Regions from separate parts of the Homo sapiens genome. Here regions 1, 2 and 3 are each linked to region 4. A link is a loop called in an ENCODE intact Hi-C map of the cell type or tissue named here. Cell type or tissue: endothelial cell of umbilical vein. All regions are shown on one strand. Region 1 overlaps FLT1 (fms related receptor tyrosine kinase 1). Region 2 overlaps FLT1 (fms related receptor tyrosine kinase 1). Region 3 holds the start of LOC124903142 (a long non-coding RNA gene). Region 4 has its middle 22 kb from the start of POMP.

What was found. Peaks named below come from ENCODE experiments on the same cell type or tissue, not always from the same donor. Only the 100,000 strongest peaks of a DNase experiment are listed, where the experiment ranks them.
Region 1: a loop joins it to region 4, with 6 times the contacts of the local background. A loop is called at or near these places in 9 of 110 quality-filtered maps.
Region 2: a loop joins it to region 4, with 4 times the contacts of the local background. A loop is called at or near these places in 3 of 110 quality-filtered maps.
Region 3: it touches region 4 in a loop (4-fold over the local background); 38 of 110 quality-filtered maps call a loop at or near these places.

The regions. Positions count from the first base shown.
Region 1 is chr13:28,473,745-28,478,744 of GRCh38, reverse strand. The region is part of intron 1 of FLT1 (fms related receptor tyrosine kinase 1); the gene reads left to right. Among named protein-coding and RNA genes, the nearest start is that of FLT1, 19 kb to the left of the region's middle. In endothelial cell of umbilical vein, no CTCF peak of the experiment used is centred here; a DNase peak (open chromatin) is centred at 2,374; H3K27ac peaks cover 1,534 bases.
Region 2 is chr13:28,464,656-28,469,655 of GRCh38, reverse strand. It overlaps FLT1 (fms related receptor tyrosine kinase 1), which reads left to right. Exons shown (of 30, transcript NM_002019.4): 2 at 2,039-2,135; 3 at 2,527-2,753. Among named protein-coding and RNA genes, the nearest start is that of FLT1, 28 kb to the left of the region's middle. RefSeq lists a silencer at 2,158-2,389. In endothelial cell of umbilical vein, no CTCF peak of the experiment used is centred here; DNase peaks (open chromatin) are centred at 2,445, 3,295 and 4,615; H3K27ac peaks cover 3,073 bases.
Region 3 is chr13:28,528,812-28,533,811 of GRCh38, reverse strand. It overlaps LOC124903142 (a long non-coding RNA gene), which reads right to left and starts at 2,472. Exons shown (of 2, transcript XR_007063737.1): 1 at 2,282-2,472. RefSeq lists silencers at 814-963, 1,014-1,383, 2,446-2,740. In endothelial cell of umbilical vein, no CTCF peak of the experiment used is centred here; DNase peaks (open chromatin) are centred at 861 and 2,291; H3K4me3 peaks cover 2,155 bases; H3K27ac peaks cover 2,016 bases.
Region 4 is chr13:28,634,595-28,639,594 of GRCh38, reverse strand. No RefSeq gene overlaps it. Among named protein-coding and RNA genes, the nearest start is that of POMP, 22 kb to the left of the region's middle. In endothelial cell of umbilical vein, a CTCF peak has its summit at 2,686; a DNase peak (open chromatin) is centred at 2,704.

The DNA of each region.
Region 1 (5,000 bases), 160 kb after region 4:
TGTGAAGGCACTATTTGGGAATCAAAATAGAAACTGGAACAATATGCATTTTATGGTAGTTTAACAGCATCACATTACAGCTCCATGACATATTCATTTTTTTCCAGAAGGAACTGTGTGTGGATCTGAAGATTATGTCACATGACAGGTTATAAGACGTAGTTGAATAAAATTTAAAAGTTCCAATTCCCGCTTTTATACTTAAACTGTTACATGGCAAGCTCCTATACGGAATTGATCAAATATCTCCCAGATCTTTTCTGTGAGACTTTCCTTCTAAGGGAACCCACAGGGATCCACATAAATGACAAATCCATAACATTGAAACATGCTGTCATCATCTCTATAGATGCCTGGAACTTTGACACTGAACAGTAATGAAAGCAGAGTATTTGGTAAAATATCTGGACATAGACCAAACTGTAATCCTGATGCTATGTAAAACAGAAAACTTTCCATTTTAGATTGCGAGTCACATGCATTCCATGCTATGCTTCCAAACTGGTAATTGTTTATTTAAAGAGAACACGGAGGATGCCTTTGGCAGAACTGAAATTTGCAATCCTAAATAATTTAGAGATTAGAAATCTAAAGTTAAGGCAGTTCAAGCATGTTATTAGTACTACTAGTCTTAATAATACAACTCTATGCAAATGCTCTTGCAGCTAAAAGCATTTTGTCACTGATCAGACACTATGATTCTAAAGAGGATGCACAAATTGATAAAAAATTAACAAACTAATTTAAAAACTCAGTTACTTTCACTAAGCCACCTGTATATTTAGTCTCACATACATTGAGTGTGTTTATTGAAATGGCATCTCCACTGAGCAATCAGTTGTCATGTCTCTTCCAGGTGTTCACAATCTGAAAATGTGTATATTTCAGCCTGAAACAACTTCTGAGTAGCATAACACTACTGGCAATTATGATCCATTCTATAAGACGTGACGTCAGAGCTCAGTTTCCTCTCAGACCTCTAAACAGTGACATTGGATAAGAACATAAGCCCGTGGGGAGTATGCTTCAAATGTAAAAGTGTCCTGCCACTGATAGAGAAAACAGAGATGTGTCCAAGCCCTTCCTAACAGACAAAACGTTCCTGTATGCATTTTTAGGGTGTAAAGAGTGTTTTCTCTGTTCGTGTCCATTTGCATAACCAGACGAAGGTCTACCAGACTTCTCTACCGAGTATTTTACGAGTTATGTCTCGTGCCCTGTCAACCAGATCTTGACCTTTGCCCTAGGCAGCTCAGATAACTTTCATGACATCGTATGGTAAACTGAAATGACATATTGTTAGACAGCTCTATGGAGGTGGTTTTTGAACTCATTTAATAACAGACCAGCGGTGTAGGAGTAGAGCATTTTTTGGGAAAAGGTAACTCCTTGGTCAGCAGGAGATTTCTCCCAAACCAACCTTAATTAACTCTGATGTCACATGAAAAGGAGTTGTGCATGGCTATAGGTCATTGGAAGGGTAGGTCCCTGATGGTAGCCTGGTGACAGGCCTAATGATCAATGAATGTGCCCTGTTAAACTGTGACCCTCAAAGAAGGCAGTGTCAAGTAAAAAGCTCAGAGAGGCATGCGGAAGACATGTTTCCCTCATAAACATAGACAGTAGGAATGTTGACGTTATTAGAGCATTTTTTCCTGGTAAACATTTTAAACCACACAGATTTTTTTCCGTGTAAATAACTTTTCTGAAGCTTAAGGAAAAATGAGTAAAGTCAATGACCCATGTATGGATGGGATGAAAACTGTCCAAGTTTTGATGATTTTAGACTTTGGCCACTTCAGTGGCTAACACTGTGATGTCTTTTGTGCCAAGAGCTACAAAACCTATCTATGAGTTTCATTGACAGACAATTAAAATATGAATTGTAAGACAGCCTTAAAATGAACAAACCAGAGCAGAATTATTGAAATGAACATAATTGCGGAGAAGTGCCAATTCCAGTTGCTGGTGTTAAACATTTAGGTAATTTCTTGATTTATTTTTTGACACCTGGATTCAAGACATAAATGCTATATACGTGACTATTTTGAATTTTCTATTCAGACTTTGAGATCAGAGACTTCACATATTGAATCTAATAGTTTGAGGATTACTTAGAATGGCAAAACCTCTAAAGCAAGAAATCAGTGTGGTAAAATAGTGCGTTTAATATACTATAAAGATTTAAAGGAAAAAGCAGGTTCCTAGGATTAGAAACTTTCTACAAACTAAATATAATGTTGCTGGACAGCAGCTGCCTAAACATTCAGTCCTATTGTGGACCTTAAAGACCAATAACACAATTACTCTAAAATAAAATATTACATATTTGTAAAGTTGCCCATGTAAAAGTCACAAATAATCTTATCTGCATAAGGGATTAGTCAGCAGTGAGTCACAGCTTCATACTCTTGCCACATTCAAGTCAATTTCTAAATCCCCGCCTAGAAAGAGCTTTCCCTGAGCCTAAGCTGAATGAAAAATGTAATTAAAGCACACACCAAAAACCTCTTCTAGTTCTACATCAACCTCCCCACCACCACTCAAACAAACTTGACGTTCTCATGGAGAGAAAAGTGTATGCATGCGTGTCAGCAAGCGTGTGTGTGTGTGTGCATGTGTGTGTGTATTTATGTGCACATTCTTTCATTTCTTTACATTCTTTCTTGATTTAAGGCCAATTGTTTTGGAAGACAAACCTGACATTTTAAAAATTAGTATCATTGCTAACTGTGGGACTGAAAAAATATGCTTTCAGTTCATACGAATCCCCATGACTTTCACATCTTCTATTTAGTCTGTTGGTGGATGGAATATGAACTCTCTGGCCTTTCTCCATCATTCTGGAAGTGAGAGGAGATGGGACATTATAATGCTCTTCATCAAAGCATGGGCCCTGTCAGCATAGCTGGTAGTGTAGTCTCCATTTAATGTGGTTACTTTAATCTAGGCATTCACTTATAATGCCCACTTCATATTATCTGATAAATACTTGGATAGAGATATGACACAGAGGTTAAGAACTAAGAGTTAACTTTTTTTTATTAAGTTTCAGAGCCCTATAAGAATAAGCATCGCAAATAAAAATGTTGGTAGCGTCCGGAAATTTGCAATTGCATTCTTAACCCTTCTCCCATCCTTGCCACCAACCCCAAAGATTCTATGAGATTTAGTCTATGAGATTTCGGCCTTTAATAAGCTACATCTTAAGGAAAGAATATTTTCTCTTATTGTGAATTATGCTTAATTAACCTCGAACAACCTTTGTAAAAGGCTCATGATCTTAAATTCAAATTTTAGAAACATGATACTTAGGGATCTCTATTTAGATAAAGAGGCCATTTATCATTCAGGATTATGTACTACTGAAAACACAGTATGCAAAATCAAAGACAGATGCATTTCATTTCAAATAAACGGAATATACAGAGCTTTAAGTTAAAAACAAATAAATTAGAAATAAAAAATTGATATAAAAGGAAACACCAGATTTATTCAGAGTCCTAGTGACATAATTTGTTAAAAATTTCCATTTAAATAGGGAAAATTCAAAATATGCAATTAGGAGTGATTTAAAACTAACACTAAATTAAATTGAAAAGATTGTAACGGGGGAGGGAACAGCAAGTTTTTTGCAACATGTTTGTAAACTTCTACTATTAGGTAGTGATGTTACAGAACATTAAGGGAAAATTAGGTCTCTAAAATCAGCCTTCTAAAGTTTTAAGCTGGAAAAACAACTAGTGTAAAATCTCACACTGATGGGGTAATATGTGGCAACAAATTTCAAAATAACTGGATATTCTAGGCCTTCAACATAACTCTGTGATTACTTTAGTCATCAGTTGCTGGGTTTTTAAAAATAGCAGCTTTATTGAGGTAAATCTCACATACTATAGGAGACCAGAATATGACACCCCAAAATATGACTGTAAGAGACAAGAATATTAAAGTATATAATTCAGTGGTTTTTGGTCCATTCAAGAGTTGTGCAACCATCACCATTAATCTAATTTTAGAACATTTTCATCACCCCCAAAAGAAACCCAATACTGATTATCAGTCACCCTCCATCCCCTCCCCGCAAGCCCTGGCAACCACTAATCTACCTTCCTGTCTCCAGGATTTGCCTGCTCTGAACATTTCATATAAATGGAATCATACAATATGTGGCCATTTGTGACTGGCTTCTTTTACTTAGCACAATGATTTGTGGGGTTTGTGTGTGTGTGTGTGTGTGTGTGTGTGTGTGTGTGTGTCTGTGGTTGTTTTGTTTTGTTTTGTTTTGTTTTTGAGACAGAGTTTCTGTCGCCCAGGGCTGGAGTGCAGTGGTGCAATCTCAGCTCACTGAAATCTCCTCCTCCAGGTTCAAGTGATTCTCATGCCTCAGCCTCCCAGGTAGCTGGGATTACAGGTGCATGCCACCACACCTGGCTAATTTTTGTATTTTTGGTAAAGACAGGATTTCACCATGTTGTTCAAACTGGTCTCGAACTCCTGACCTCAGGTGATACAGCTGCCTCAGCCTCCTAAAATGCTGGGATTACAGGCATAAGCCACCATGCCCGGCCTGTTTTTTGTTTTTTAACAATAAAACTAGAGGAATTTATTTTCTCATAATTCTGGAAGCTGGAAGCTTGAGATCAAGGAGATCAAGGTGCTGGCAGGTCTGGTTTCTCCTGAGGCATCTCTCTGTGGCTTGCAAATAGCTGCTTTCTCCTTGTGTGCTTACATGACGTTTTCTCTGTGGGCCAGCATAATGTTTTCAAGATCATCTATGTGGCAGCACATATCAGCATTCCTTTTTATTGCCAAATAATACCACATTGTAAGGATCTGCCATATTTTATTTACCCATTCATCAGATGATGGACATTGGGTTCTTTCTTTCTTTCTTTCTTTCTTCCTTTCTTTCTTTCTTTCTTTCTTTCTTTCTTTCTTTCTTTCTTTCTTTCTTTCTTTCTTTCCTTCCTTCCTTCCTTCCTTCCTTCCTTCCTTCC
Region 2 (5,000 bases), 170 kb after region 4:
CAGAAGCAGGGGGAGGGGAAGTGATTCCCCTAGATGTTGGTGATAGTGGGCATCTGCCACGTGCCAGGCAGCAAGCCAGCCTCTTCCACAGCACAGCACCGAATGCACACACCCTGCCTGTGAGGTGGCTCGTAGGCTTTCCAGTTCCACTCACGAGGAGCCTGAGGAGCAGCCAATTAAGTGATGCCAAGGTCATGCAGTCAGTAGGTGGAAAAGCTAAGCCTCAAACGCAGATCTTCTAACTGAATCCAGTTTTTGAGATAGTCAAATCCAAGAGAAACGCTGGAGAGGACTGCTGGGCATAACCAGGGTATTTGACACACACATCATCTCACAGATCTGTGACCTAATGGTAAACCCTCCATGACCATTCACTTAGAGCTTCTACCTTTGCTTCCACTGTTTAAACTGATTTTTTAAAGAAAACTATACCCTGAGATTGGTGCCAAATACTAAGTTTTCCTCCCTCCAAGAATTTCTTTCCTCTCTCCTGCTAACTTCTATTCCCGCCTAAGGAACGCTAATCCTGGGCCCCTCATTCCCTGCCTTTCGGAGGCATTGCAGCTGCCTGGGAAGAGGGGAGGAGGAGGAGGCTGGTGAAGAAGAGGGAGAAGGAGAAGAGAGACTGAGGGATGAGGGGAGGAAGGAGGCGAGAGAGATCCTTAGTGATAGTATTCTGATTGGTCAGTAATAGCTTCAAGGGAGGCTCAGCCTCTGTAGCACCTATGGTTCAAAAAATCATGAGGCTGTCTGTTAGGCTGTTCTTACATTGCTGTAAAGAAATATCTGAGGCTTGGTAATTTATTAAGAGGTATAATTGACTCACAGTTCTCCAGGCTGTACAAGCATGGTGCTAGCATCTGCTTGCCTTCCAGTGAGGCCTCAGGGAGCCCTTACTCATGTCAAAGGCAAAACAGGAGCAGGTGTATCACATGGTGGCAGCAGGAACAAGAGAAGGGGGGAGGTGCCACACACTTTCAGATAATCAGATCTAAACAACAGCACCATGCCATGCATGAGGGATCCACCCCCACGACCCAAACACCTCCCATCAGGCCCCACCTCCAACATTGAGGATTACAATTCACCATCAGAATTGGAGGGTCAGCATCCAAGCTATATCAGGCTGGGACTGTGAGAAATGGAAGGTCAGAGATTTCAAGGTCGTCTAGTCCAATCTCTTTTTTACAGATAAGATAACTGAGATCTGGAAAGAGAGATGACTTGTCTAGGGTGATACAGCTAGTCACTAAAATGGATGTCATTATTGCATCATATGGAGATGTGTAGATTTTAAAGCACTTTCACCACCTCACTTTATTGCCTCACAACAATCCTCCGAGATGTTTGTCGAATGTCACGTAAGCGTGTGAACAGTTCCCTTTTGACTGTACCATTGTAGAGGGAACTCATAGATTACGTAAGACAAACCAAATGTCTTCTAAAACTGATTTTGATTCTATAATTAGTTTTCCAAATGAGGAAACTGGTTCAGAAAGGGAAATGATTGGCCAAAAATATCATTGCTCAACTAATGATTGCATGAAATTCAGAGCCCAGGAAAATTTCTGTACTTTTTATTCAGAAAAAAAGATGAGACAGGCCTATAGGACTAGATGACCCACACTGGAAAAAGTTCAGTATTGAAAATATATTTTGGATGACACTGACATTTATTCTTGAGAGTTTTTACTAAGTTATTGCATATTTGAATATTATAACTAGTTATATATTTTAATATAATTTCATTGAACCTATATGAATCCATTACCATTCTACATAAATAGGCTTTTGGATGTTATTTAGGTCATTTGGTATAAAAGGATATATAATATTTATGAGCAAGGGTAGAGCTAGAAAAAATTTGTGAATTAAGAGAAATTTGTATTAGTGTATCTTTTGCTTATAAATTAAAGATACAAGTAAATTAAAGATGTAAATAAATTAAAAATGAAAAACTCACCTTCATGGAAAGATAACTTAAAAAAAGGTAAGAAGACAATTTACAAATAATACATTTTAAAAATTTGTTTTTCAGGATCTAGTTCAGGTTCAAAATTAAAAGATCCTGAACTGAGTTTAAAAGGCACCCAGCACATCATGCAAGCAGGCCAGACACTGCATCTCCAATGCAGGTAAGTGGCTGTGTTGGTTTGGGAATAATCTAGTTGCCATGCCTAAGGCAAAATCATTCCCTGGCAGAGTAAAAAGGTAGGGACCTCAGTGATCTCCTGTGATCTGCAAAGTGCAAACCATAGGCATCCAGCTTCCCATGAAAGGGGATTCATGGGGAAGGGAGAGCATTACTCACTCAGGGAAATGGGGGAAGGGATGCCCAAATAGTTCTGCATCTTTATTCTGAGTATTGTTCTACAGCTTTTCTGAATGTGTTGCTTTCCCGTAAAGAGGAAGATGACTACACTTAAGAGAGGACCTCCGCTTCCTAATAAAATGAATGCTGAGGAACTGGTGCTGAGCCTAGGGCCCAGCCATAAATATGTTTTGTTTTCTTATCTGTGATTGCAGGGGGGAAGCAGCCCATAAATGGTCTTTGCCTGAAATGGTGAGTAAGGAAAGCGAAAGGCTGAGCATAACTAAATCTGCCTGTGGAAGAAATGGCAAACAATTCTGCAGTACTTTAACCTTGAACACAGCTCAAGCAAACCACACTGGCTTCTACAGCTGCAAATATCTAGCTGTACCTACTTCAAAGAAGAAGGAAACAGAATCTGCAATCTATATATTTATTAGTGGTAAGACTTCCATTTTCTACATTCTGTTTGCTTTTGCTTTGCAAATGAGTCATAAATCTACCCTGATCCATTGGAAAGGTTGCTTTCCTAGTGAGTATGAAAGAAACGGGTTAGGAAAGAGATTCCATCCTAGTTGTAGACACTTTCGTGGATGTCAATTTTAACCAGAATTGTCAAGGCCCAGTTAGTCACTATGTGCTCCACAAAGAGAGAGACTGGTCTGTATAGGTCACCTCTGTACCCACAGCTCCTAGCACAGTATGTGGCCCATAGTTGGATGAATAAGTGAATAAAAGGATTTTAGTTCTATTTCTTAGTTATTGAGAAGCCCAAAATAGAATACATGATTTTTGTCATTTAACACAGCTGCATTCTCTTATATGTTGGAACTGTAAAATACTGTTGTTTCTACTAAATTAATAAACGCAATGTTGCTGTTATCTCGAGTGTTATATAACTGGTTCCAATGGACAATGTTGTATTATTTCATGTTCACTGAGGAACTACTATAATGACATGAGAACTGGCACTGACCAAGATACAGTGCAAAGGGCAAAGGGCAAAAATGAATCATGTTTGATTCATTTTTTATGGTACTCGTAAAAAAATCATTTTCATTCATTCATAATTTTTATGATACTGTTCTTCCTTCCTTAGAGAATGAACAAATGAAGTAACATTCAAAGGGGAGAAATGCAAAATCTTTTAAGAAGTAGAAACTCACAGTAAAATTGGAACCCTGAGAAAGAATAATAAAAATGGCCTGTCACTTTCTTCTTCCTTGTTTAGTTCCAATTTTCAAATCTTGAGGGGATTAAAGAAAAAAACGCACACACACAAACAAGGCTGTAGAGAACACAAAGCAATATTAGTAGGCACTTCAGGCACAGAATCAGGTTTAAAAAAAACAAAAGAAAACAACCAACCATCAGCATCAATAGCTAAATATACATTGTGGGTCTACCTTCTGGTGAGGTCAGGAACTGGGTCTTTGCATTGGAGGTAGTACAATAGAACTAACATTTTAGTGAGGCAGTTCTTTTTCGTTGTTGTTTGTTTGTTTTTTTGAGATGGAGTCTTGATCTCTCACCCATGCTGGAGTGCAATGGCAGCTCACTGCAACTTCTGCCTCCCAGGGGCAAGCGATTACTCCTGCCTCAGCCTCCTGCGTAGCTAGGATTACAGGCGTCTGCCACCACTCCTGGCTAATTTTTGTATTTTTAGTAGAGACTGGGTTTCACCATGTTGGTCAGGCTGGTCTCGAACTCCTGACCTCAGGTGATCCACCTGCCTCGGCCTCCCAAAGTGTTGGGATTACAGGCATGAGCTACCGTGCCTGGCCATGAGATTTTTTTTAATTTGTGAAATAAGGCAACTAGACAGTGTTTTTCCCTGAGCATAACATGTACATATCCAAATTCAGGATTAGTCTTAGGAGACAGCAGAACAGTTGCCTGTTATTGACAGTAACCTCTTTGTAGCTGCTATCAGCCTGATTTTGACTGAGCCACTTTCATGTCCCCGATCCTCCAAATTCTGTTTTGACATTTTGTGCTTGTCCAGGGGGTAGATAACTGTAAGGGACTAACCATCCAAGCAGTTTGCCGTCAAGGGATGCAATCAGCTCACTTCCACATATGAGTGGGAGGTAGGCCGGGGAATTTTGCTTGGGGAAGTCAGCCCACTTCTAAAGCAGGGATGAAAGGATGGTAGGCAGGAATGAGGAAGGGTAGAGAAGGTGCAGCATTAAGAGCAGAGACTTTCAGAGAGGTAATTTTGCAGCTGAGGGGGAAAGACAACACGCTTGATAGTGGTGGAAAAAGCCATGTACTCAGCCATCTGTTCTCTTTCTCTAATTCCACGTAGCATATTGTGTTCTTTCCGACATCTGTGGAGAAAGGAAAACACTGCAGTGAGTCACAGACTGCCCCTGTCTCTATAGGGGAGTGGGAGAAAAATTTATTCATTCTAATATTTTCATAAAACTTTCTCCTATAGGTTTATCAGTCTGACTTGCAAATTGAACACTTAAATGAATAAAAAGAAAACCATCTCTTTTTTTCTAATAAATAGTGTTCAGCTATTTTCACCTTTAACTCCTAAACTATTCAATAGACATCATGGCTTTATGAAGCCAGGGAGTGCAAGCCTCTCCACTCAGTCCCCTACTATCACAAAGGAGAGACACTGCTATTTAGAATTAGTTCCATTTCAACTATACAACAGAGCAGATCTGGCAAACAATCA
Region 3 (5,000 bases), 110 kb after region 4:
GTTGCCCAGACTGGAGTGCAGTGGCACGACCATAGCTCACTGCAGCCTCGAATTCCTGGGCTCAAGCAGTCCTCCCACCTCAGCCTCCAGACTAGCAGGAACTACAGGCATGTGCCACCACGCTCCGCTAATTTTTAATTTTTTTGTGTGGAGATGGGGTCTTGCTGTGTTGCCCAGGCTGGTCTCAAACTCCTGGCCTCAAGCGATCCTCTTGCCTCTGCCTTCTAAAGCATGGGATTACAAGCGTGAACCACTACAGCCCGTATGTATTGTTAACAGACATTTTATTGTGCCCATGGAGTATCTGTAGTTCTCTGGTTTGGATTTTGGTGCTCCTCCCCTTCTTTTTAAACAGGGGTAGAGATTTCCTTTATATTAGAAATTGACATGAAACCACGGGTGTAAGGGTGGTTTGGGTCGCTGCCTGCTCTAATCCCAAGGAGCAAACCTTTGGGAAAAAGTTGTATCCTCGGAAAATTCTGCAGCCTCCTCGTCCAGAAAAGCCACTTGGTCTCCAAAAGGTTTCCTGCAGTGCTGGGGAAATGCGCCTCTTACCCAGAGAGGCAGCTGCCTATCGCTTTCAAGGACAAAGTTTGAACGTAGTGTGTGGTGTGGTGTGTGTGTCGCTCATTTCCACCGGGAGAAACCCCCACGGATAGTCACCAAAGGGAAGGAGACTGCATCTGATTTTCTCCGCCGGCCCAGGCTCCGTGCGGCAATTCTTCGGTTCTGTTGTTTACTTCGCCCCACCGCCCCCCACCTCCTAGTTTTTGTTCAGCCCGGGGAAGCCGCGCCGCAGCGCCTCAGATGTTATTTATCTTTTCCTGCGAGGGGCTTGTGACAGTCCAGGGTGTTGTGTATCCTGTGCGATTGTTTATCGCCCGGCCCATGCGGTGGCCTGAGCAGCCTCGCGCCGGCACTTCACGTACCGAACCCCGGGACTACGTGAGCCGGCGGAGGGCGGGGAGGTGGCGCTCGGGCGCCGGCGTGAACCCGCGTCCCCCGGAGCCCAGCGCCGTGTCCTCAGGCCCCGGCCCTGACCTCAGGGCGCTCAGGTGGAATGGCCCCGCAGCTGCGCGCTGCTCCCGCGCCCCCGCCTTGCCCCGCGGAAATCGCCCCCGACAGTCAACCCGACCGGGCGCGCGGCGCCCCCGGCCGGTCCCCGCCCGACCCCGCGCAGGGCACAGATCGGGGCGCACGCGTTACTCGTATCCGGTCACCCGCGGGTCAGGCCGGCCGAGCGGCTGGGCTCAGGGGGTACTCCTACGTGCGCAGCCGCCACCCGGCCTGGCCGCCCAGACGCCCCCGGGGGTTCGCGCCGGCCAGCCCAGCCCGAGCCTGGCGCCGCGCTGCGGCCGCTGCTCTCCACTCGGCTCCGCGGGCGCTCGGGGCTGGGCGGGTGCACTGGGGGCGCGGGGTGGGCAGCAGGCGGGTGGACATGGGGCGCGGGTTGGACAGTGAGCGGGTGGACAGGGGGCGCATGGACATGGGGCGCAGGGTGGACAGCGGGCGGGTGGACATGGGGCGCGGGATGAAGGGGGTGGACTGGACGCGGCGCAGGGTGGACGAGAGGCGTGGCACTTTCGAGTATGCATTTGCCCTTGGCTAGCTGCGGGTTCGAAACGAGCCTCTGGGGAGACTTTGGGGAGATTTTATTTTCTTTTCCCTTTCCCTTCTCCTTTCTTTTAAAAAATTTCCTCTTCTGTTCCATGCTTTTCTTTTCCCCCGTTTCCCCCTTTCTTTTTCTTTCTCTTTTTTCTTTTGAACGTTTTAGACAGCTAGGTCTCTTTTGCCACTTTGGGAGCCCGCCAGGGGAGCAGAGGCAGGGCAGGAAGGGACAGTGCCCTGCCTTTACCAGCCTATTCAGCCTCACACACACACACACACACTTTCACACTCACGCACTCATACACTCACGCACTCATACACACACGCACACACACCACACACACACCACTCATGCACAAACACACCTACTCACACAGACACAAACACACTACAGAGACACACATGCAGACACACACAGACACACACACCACAGAGACACACACACATACACACTCTCCACACACACACACCACACATGCACATACCTACCCACACAGATACACATACTACGGAGACACACATAGACACACTCCCACACACACCACACATATACACACACCCCCAACACACAATCTCACACACAGACGTACACCACACATGCACAAATACACCCACCCACACAGACACACACCTCACACAACCCTATGGGGAAGGATCAAACAAACGCGCTCACGGGGCCGGGGTCTGTTTTCTCAGGCGTCCTTCCCCATCGCCACATTGTTCGCGGGACAATGGGCTCCTGTGTCAGTCTTGTTGGCACCAGCGTTGTACGATGCAGGAAACAGCATTTCCTGTCGGCGCTGGAAAATTAACTTGGATCGTGCTTTTCCCTTTTTATTGAGAATCCGCACACACCCCGGGAAACCCAAGCTCCCGGCGAGGGGAGGGAGCGGCAGCAATAGACATCCCGAAGGCTCCCGCGGCGTCCGTCCCCTTCCCGCTCAGCTCCCGCTCCCGCTCCCGCTCCGCCAAAAGAGGAAGCCCCGGCCTTAAACAATGAGATGGGGCTGCTGTCTCAACCGTGACCCTCCCGCTGGGGCCATCGGGACCGACCGTGCCAAGCCTCCGAGCTCTCGATCTGTTGGGAAGGGGAACTTGGCAGAAGGGGCTCCCGACTGCCCAGAAACCCCTACCTCTGCAGCTGCTAGCTGTCTGCTCAGAGCATGCCAAGCTTGGGCAATGGGCTGACTTGTCTAGGTCGTCCTCACATTTACAAGTCTGAACAACATTTGGCCCCACAAAACTACTAGTTAATATTCTCCTATTCCACTAAGTACTTCTATTTTGGTATTGGTATCATTCTGCCCTGAATTGCTGCATATAGTGTCCTGGGTGCTCTAGTGGAAGAGCACTAGATTGCAAACTCGGAGAGGCAGGGAAAGGTCTATTTTGTTTCTGCATTTTCTGGGCTTAGAGGCCTGGGCATTTCACATAGTAGGTTCTGTATCGCTATAAATGTATATGAAATATGTAGACATTCTTGCCTCTCCTGGACACCCCTACCACCATATCTTGTTCCCGTTTGCACGCTGGGAACACTATCATCTGACTGTTGAGCATACACACAGAATTTGCATGTATATATGACATGCACACTGTTTTATATGTACCACATGTGTGTACACACAAACATGCTACACACATACAATATGTGTTTAGTAACTGCAATACCACCACCATCCCACGCTCCCCACCCCACCCTCGATGAGAAAGAAAATGGAAGCTATGTGTGAAATCTGTCATAGATACGCTGTCCTTCTCGTTAATCTCTTTTTGCCACAGACAAACTCTTCAAACATTTTGTGTGATTTCAATTTTGGAAAATGTTACTTCCCATCACATTTTAAACCTTCAAGTTTAGAGTTTATCATCATGACTACCAAAAGAGAGAAGGTCGAAGAAGTGCTTTGCGGACTTTCTAAGCTATATATTGGTAGGGCATAACTAGTATTGGAATTAGAGATCAGTTCTTAGCAGTGGCCTCTGACCCTTCAGATTTAAATCTTTGCTTTTTGCCTGACCACCCTCAGCTGTCCTTCCCATCTTCCCCAGCTGCAAGACTTAAGGATCTGTATAACAATATTTAAATATTTAAATCCCCTGGGGAAGCACACTAAAAGGAACCCTCTGGGACTCTTTATAATGTGAAAATCATCCTCTAATTGCTTCACTCCCAGTTGCTTAGTCCTCTGCCCTTTGCCCAACAGAGCTGAGTCAAGCCAGCAGTAAAAGCCAAGGCCACTTAGTGCTTCTTGAACGGATGAATGAATGAATAAATGATCATATTCTATTTTTTGTTTACATGTAATCATGTTATTTATATTTATTTATTTATTGAAATGGAGTTTAGCTCTTGTTGCCCAGGCTGGAGTGCAATGGCACCATCTCTGCTCATCGCAACCTCCACCTTCTGGGTTCAAGCAATTATCCTGCCTCAGCCTCCCCAGTAGCTGGGATTACAGGCATGCGCCACCACACCCGGCTAATTTTATATTTTTAGTACAGATGGGGTTTCTCCATGTTGGTCAGGCTGGTCTCGAACTCCTGACCTCAGGTAATCCGCCCACCTCAGCCTCCCAAAGTGCTGGGATTACAGGCATGAGCAACCGCACCCGGCGTTATTTTATTTATAAGCTTAGGGGAAAAAATTATAGCTCCTGGTCTGTAGAAATAGATTTGGGGAAAACGAAGTGGAACAATCCCTAAATAGTATAAATTGGGCATATCCTAATTGTTTAATACATATCTTTAATAATGAAAAATGTAGTTCACTCCTATGCTTAGCCAAGATGAAGTGAGAGTTAGGGCAGCAGAGTGTATAAGACCCTGTGATATTGTGAGTTCACCTTCTTGGGAGAGTTCTCTCTGTTTTTGCAAAATGCTTGCTGCCCCTGAGAGCTGTGTTGCTGTGGCTTTTACATATAATGTGCTACTTTGATTGGAACCTACTGTAGTTGTTATCTTTTTATATATGTGTCCCAACTAGATTGCGAGCCCCTTAAAGGATCGCCTTATATCTGCAAGGCTTGCACTGTTTTCTGCCCCTAGAAATAGACAAATAAGTGTCTGAGGGTGACGATGGGACTAGCCTGGTCATCCATGTGAAATGAATTCAGAGGTCAAAAGTCATCATGGAGCAAATTAAATGATGTCTAATGCCCTCCAGTGGCAGTTTTCCAATGGCATTCCATGGATGTGCTTCAAGGGATCAGTGGAGGAGAGTCTTCTACTACAGCAATTTTAGATTTGAGGTCCAGCTGCTCTGGACATTTTTGCAAACATCTACCTCTGAAGAATGACAGCAATGGGCAAAGGCAGGTTGCAATCCCAAACCAATGAATAGTGGAGGAAGATATTCAGGAGTGAACTTCCCCTATCATCAACTCTTATTT
Region 4 (5,000 bases):
TTTTGCCCTCACAACATGAGCTGTAGACTGCTTACAAACATGCATGCTGGTGAGAACAGCCATGTAATCCCATGAGCTGATAACAGAAAGGAAGCGAGTTGAAAAGAGAAGTGGTGTTTGATTTCCCTCAACTGCTGCAGAAAGTCTTTTAGGTTCCTTGTAATTGATTTAAGGACTTGGACATATGTCCTTTTTTATTATAACAAGTTATTATTTGATGGATTCTATCTGAGTCCTGTGCCGAGCTCCTTACACATGTTCAATCCTCACAACAACCTTTCAAGTGAAGGACTACTAATATTTGCCATTTTGCAAATGAGCAAATTAGGCTTACAAAGCTTCATTAATCTGCTCAGATCACATAAGTAAGTGAGAGTCAGTTTATCTGATTCTAGAGCTCAAGCTCTTAAAAACTTTACTATACTGCCTGGGTAGAGAACCCACAAACGATGAGGTGAAAACAAAACAAAAACCAGAAATCATGATCTAGCCATGTGCAAAATAAATATTTGTTGAAGTTTTTATAAAAAACAGCAAACATTTTGAAGCTATTTCGAGGTAGCACAAGACAAGAACTGTTATTTCTCTTTGCAGGACTATATAGGGCCCATATGATAGCTGTAGATGGAAATGACCAGATATTACATCATCCAAAGTTGCTTTGCTTTATGCAAACAGCCCCGTAAAGAAAGGGACCACCATTATACAAACCCATCTCTTATAGGCCACTGCAGATTAGATTGGACTGAGGGTACATTTTCATCTTGTCCTATTCTGACATAGCAGTCCATCACTGACTTAATTAATATCACTGACTTTAAAAAAAAAAAAAACCCAAATCTGGAAATATTTAGAGGGAAAGAGAGCTTTTATTCTTGAAAAGCCTGTTTCTTCTCTTCTTTATTAAAGGTGGCATTAAAATCAGCTTAAGCCTGGGTGTGGTGGCTCATGCCTGTAATCCCAGCACTTTGGGAGGCCAAGGCAGGGGGACTGCTTGAGGCCAAGAGTTTGAGACTAGCCTGATCAACATAGTGAGACCCTGTCTCTACAAAAAATTAAAACAAACAAATCCCACTCAACATGAGAGGGGGTGGAACTTGGTAGCACTGGCACTCAGTATAATTCATTCCCGCTCAGTGCTGCACTAATTACTTACTACCCGTACACAGAATAAGGCAAAACCCAAGGTAGTGTCTATTTCCCCTCTAATTTTAAGTAAGACTGAAAGACATGGTCAGAAATGCCATTGGCTTGAATCCTATACTATCTTTAATCAAATGTCAGCATTCCATTTTTCTAAATGCGCAGTCAATGTTTTTAGTATCAATAAGCAAGTTTCCCACTCTATGAATGAGGTAGAGGAAGCCTTTATCTAGGTGGGGGTGGGGCAACAAAAATGCCTAGGCTCCTTCAATAGCAATCTGAATCCCCTAAAGTGAAAGTACTTGCTATTTGTCTTTAGCAAATAAAACAAACAGCAATCTTTTGATCTTTAGGAAGCCCTTTCTTGTTAAGGTAACATTCTGTCTGACTTTTATGTTTCAGCATTCATTGTATATTTAATTATTTTAAAAAGTTTTGTTTTAAACTATTAAACTTTTTCAGCATTTAAGATAAACATGGACATGCTTTGTTAAAGACCAAAAATAAGTTTCACACGAAACTGCAAAGTGTAGCAAAGATAATACCACATGAGGTCGGTATGTTCCAAAACATGATTCTCAGGGGACCCCCCTCTGAACACACTGCTTCATTAGAATTCTTGTTCTGAAAAGCTTCAGGAAGCCCCTGACTCTAACCCACCCTTTCCTGAAACTGGTGAAAGTATGAAAAAAAAAAAAAAAAAAGGAATTAACAGTAAAGTGGAAAAAGAAGCAGAATCTCAAATCAAGGAGGCGTGTTTTGTCTGTATTCAGACTGCTACTATTTTCAAAAATATATTGATGCTAACCTTGTCATAGCTTAATTAATTAATTTATTTATTTATTTATTTTGAGACAAGGTCTCACTCTGTTGTCCAAGCTGTAGTGCAGTGGTACAATCATGGCTTACTGCAACCTTGAATTCCTAGGCTCAAGTGATCCTCCCGCCTCAGCCTCCCAAGTAGCTGGGAATATAGGCATGTGCCTCCACACCCGGCTCATTTTTTTTTTTTTTTGTATTTTTTGTAAAGACATGATTTTGCCATGTTGCCCAGGCTGGTCTTGAACCCCTGGGCTCAAGCGACCCTCCTGCCTTAGCCTCCCAAAGTGTTGGGATTACAGGCGTGAGCCACCGTGCCCGGCCTAATTTTGTAATAGCTTTCAAACAGGAGCACACTGGGATAACAATTAGAAAAAATAAATAAATTTACATGTCTCCATGGGAATGCTATCAAACAACTGTTTTTAATATGAATTGAGAAAAATGAGTAGATCCTGTTTTTATATTGAAAATATCATCTCATTTCAGACTATTGAACTTTGGTTGTGATCTTTTATAAATACGGGTTTCCTTTTGGAAACATCAAAATAAAGATAGAAACGGGTTTCCCTTGGTGATTCATTTTTCAGGTGTATTCCTCAGATGCTCATTTGTTCTTCCGTTTTATTCTTTCTTTCTATTCTAGTACATTTCCTCTTTCTGCGGTTGGGAGAGTCACCTGCCCTGGTGGTTTTGAAATGCTCCTGCAGTTCTTGGAGCAGACAGTGGGTGGTGATAAGAAGCCATGCCTCCAAGCCAGCCATTCTTTCTGGAAGTTCCAGGTCAGAATCGTGAGTGGTCTGATGTAATGGGACAGGGGGCGAATGCTGCCTAGCAGAGAAAGACAGGCTGAAAATCAGAAAACGTGACTGTACTCCTCCCTCAGCTACCCACATTTATGACGAGGACCCAGCTTCTTTACTTTCTAATGGAAAACAGTTCTACCGCAGTTCAGCAATACCACCCCAATTGGAGGAATCAAATCTTTAGACCCAGTGCCAAAAGATTTGACCTACTCAATGCCTATGACGTTACAACTCCTATCATGGCAGTGTTGTCTGCTAAAACTAAACGAAAATGCACGTATGTGAATTCAACAAAATTCAAACAGTGGTTTTAAAAAGTATAGAATTACAAGAGTCCTTTTACAGATTCAATTCTAGCCTTAGATTCCTGCAAGGAAATATTTTCCAAAGGGAATAAAGAAATAGAAACGTTTTCTAGGTTTTCTTTAAGAGAACACTTAGAAAATGGATTACCCAAATATGTAAATGGAGCTATAACTATGGCATTTAACCCAGAGTGCAATGTGATAAGCCATCAGAAAGGAATGCAATCTGGGTTCACTGGAATGATGTGAGGTTTATTAGTTATCCTTTCCCAGGACCAAAAATTAGCAATTGGTTTGGCCTAAATGAAATTGTTGCTATTTGAACAGGATTGTGGGAATAAGAAAAACCTTAGAAAGCTACAAATTTCATCACCTCATGGTTCTGACATTGGGCCATTGCACAGTCTGTGAAAAGTAGCAGTAAAAGCAAATGAATTCAAAGCTAAATCTTAAAAAAAAAACACCAAGTAGAATTATATAATCTTGGAATTAGAGATCCTGTGCTCTGACCTCTCTCCAAAAGCAAAAATCCCTAGAAGAACTTCTCTAAAAGATGACCTTCTAGGCATTTTCTGAAACACTTTGAGTAAAGAAGTTCTAACGACTTTTTAGAATACTTCGTTCCATTCTTGAACTCTCAATTTCAGCATTTTTAAAAACTACGGTACAGACCCTGAGATATATAGAATTATTCTTGGAGGTACAAGAGTTTCATACAAGATCTAGAAATAGTTGTCTTTTCATGTGGACAATAATCTAAAAAGAACTAATACATAAGAACTTTATGGTGACCACTTTCTTAAAAATTAGTAGACTTCTTCTTTTCCTGAGCGGTTTTAGGTTTACAGAGACATTGAACAAAAAGCACAGAGAATTCTCATATACCCCCTGGCCCTCCATCCCTAATTTCCTCTCCCCCACACTTTTTTTTTTCCTTTTTAGACATGAGGTCTTAACACGTTGCCTAGGCTGGAGTGCAGTGGCAGTTCACACTCCAGCCTCAAATTCCTGGGCTTAAGCAATCCTCCTGCCTCAGCCTCCTGAGTAACTAGGACTACAGGTGCACGCTACTATGCCTGGCTTCCAATTTCTTCTACTTTTAGCATCTGACATTAGTGTTGTACATTTGTCACAATTGGTGAGCCAAAATTGATACAACATCATTAACTAAAGTTCAGCCTTCCCATTAGGGTTCACCCTGATTGTATTTTCTATGAGTTTTGGCGAATGTAGTAATCACTTTTTATCTGAGGGCTACCAGAAGGTATCTTTCAGTGCTCATTTTTGTTTATGTGTTAGGAGAGTAGATCCACTTTAATTGGGAGTGAATTAAAAAAGAACAGAATTGGTCCTAATAGGTAACCATGATGTCAATTTTAGTGAAGGAAAGTAACCTTATAGCATACTTCATAAATGAAGATTTCTCTATGGTTCAGAAAAAGAAATGTGTTTGGTTTGTGTTATCACAATTCACACGGCGGTCTACAACTGCCCAAGGCAAAAGCCATCGATACCATATTCATGCTCTGAATGACGATTTTGCTTCAGCAAAACATCATCTCTCCCATTAAAAGAAGGTTGTTTATTTAAATATTGTTGACATTGTAGCTTTGCTTGTCTTTAATGTATACATTTATACATTCAGTTTACAAACTTAATTTGTAAATGTGTATAACTGTAAGCATAAGAACTTTATACCTAGTTGTATGTTTGTCCATAACTAAGAACTGTTATAGAAAAACAATTCGTAAACCCTGGAAATTTGCGAGAATTTTTTCTATTAGGGAGTCTGTACATGACTCAGGTTTAAGAAACAGTGTCCTAAGCGTTAGACAGTTTTCCCCCTATTTGGGGTACAATACTGCCTCCCTGTAATTTGCACACACTTATCCTGGCTCTGCCCTCTGAAATCTAATCCTTCTTCTAT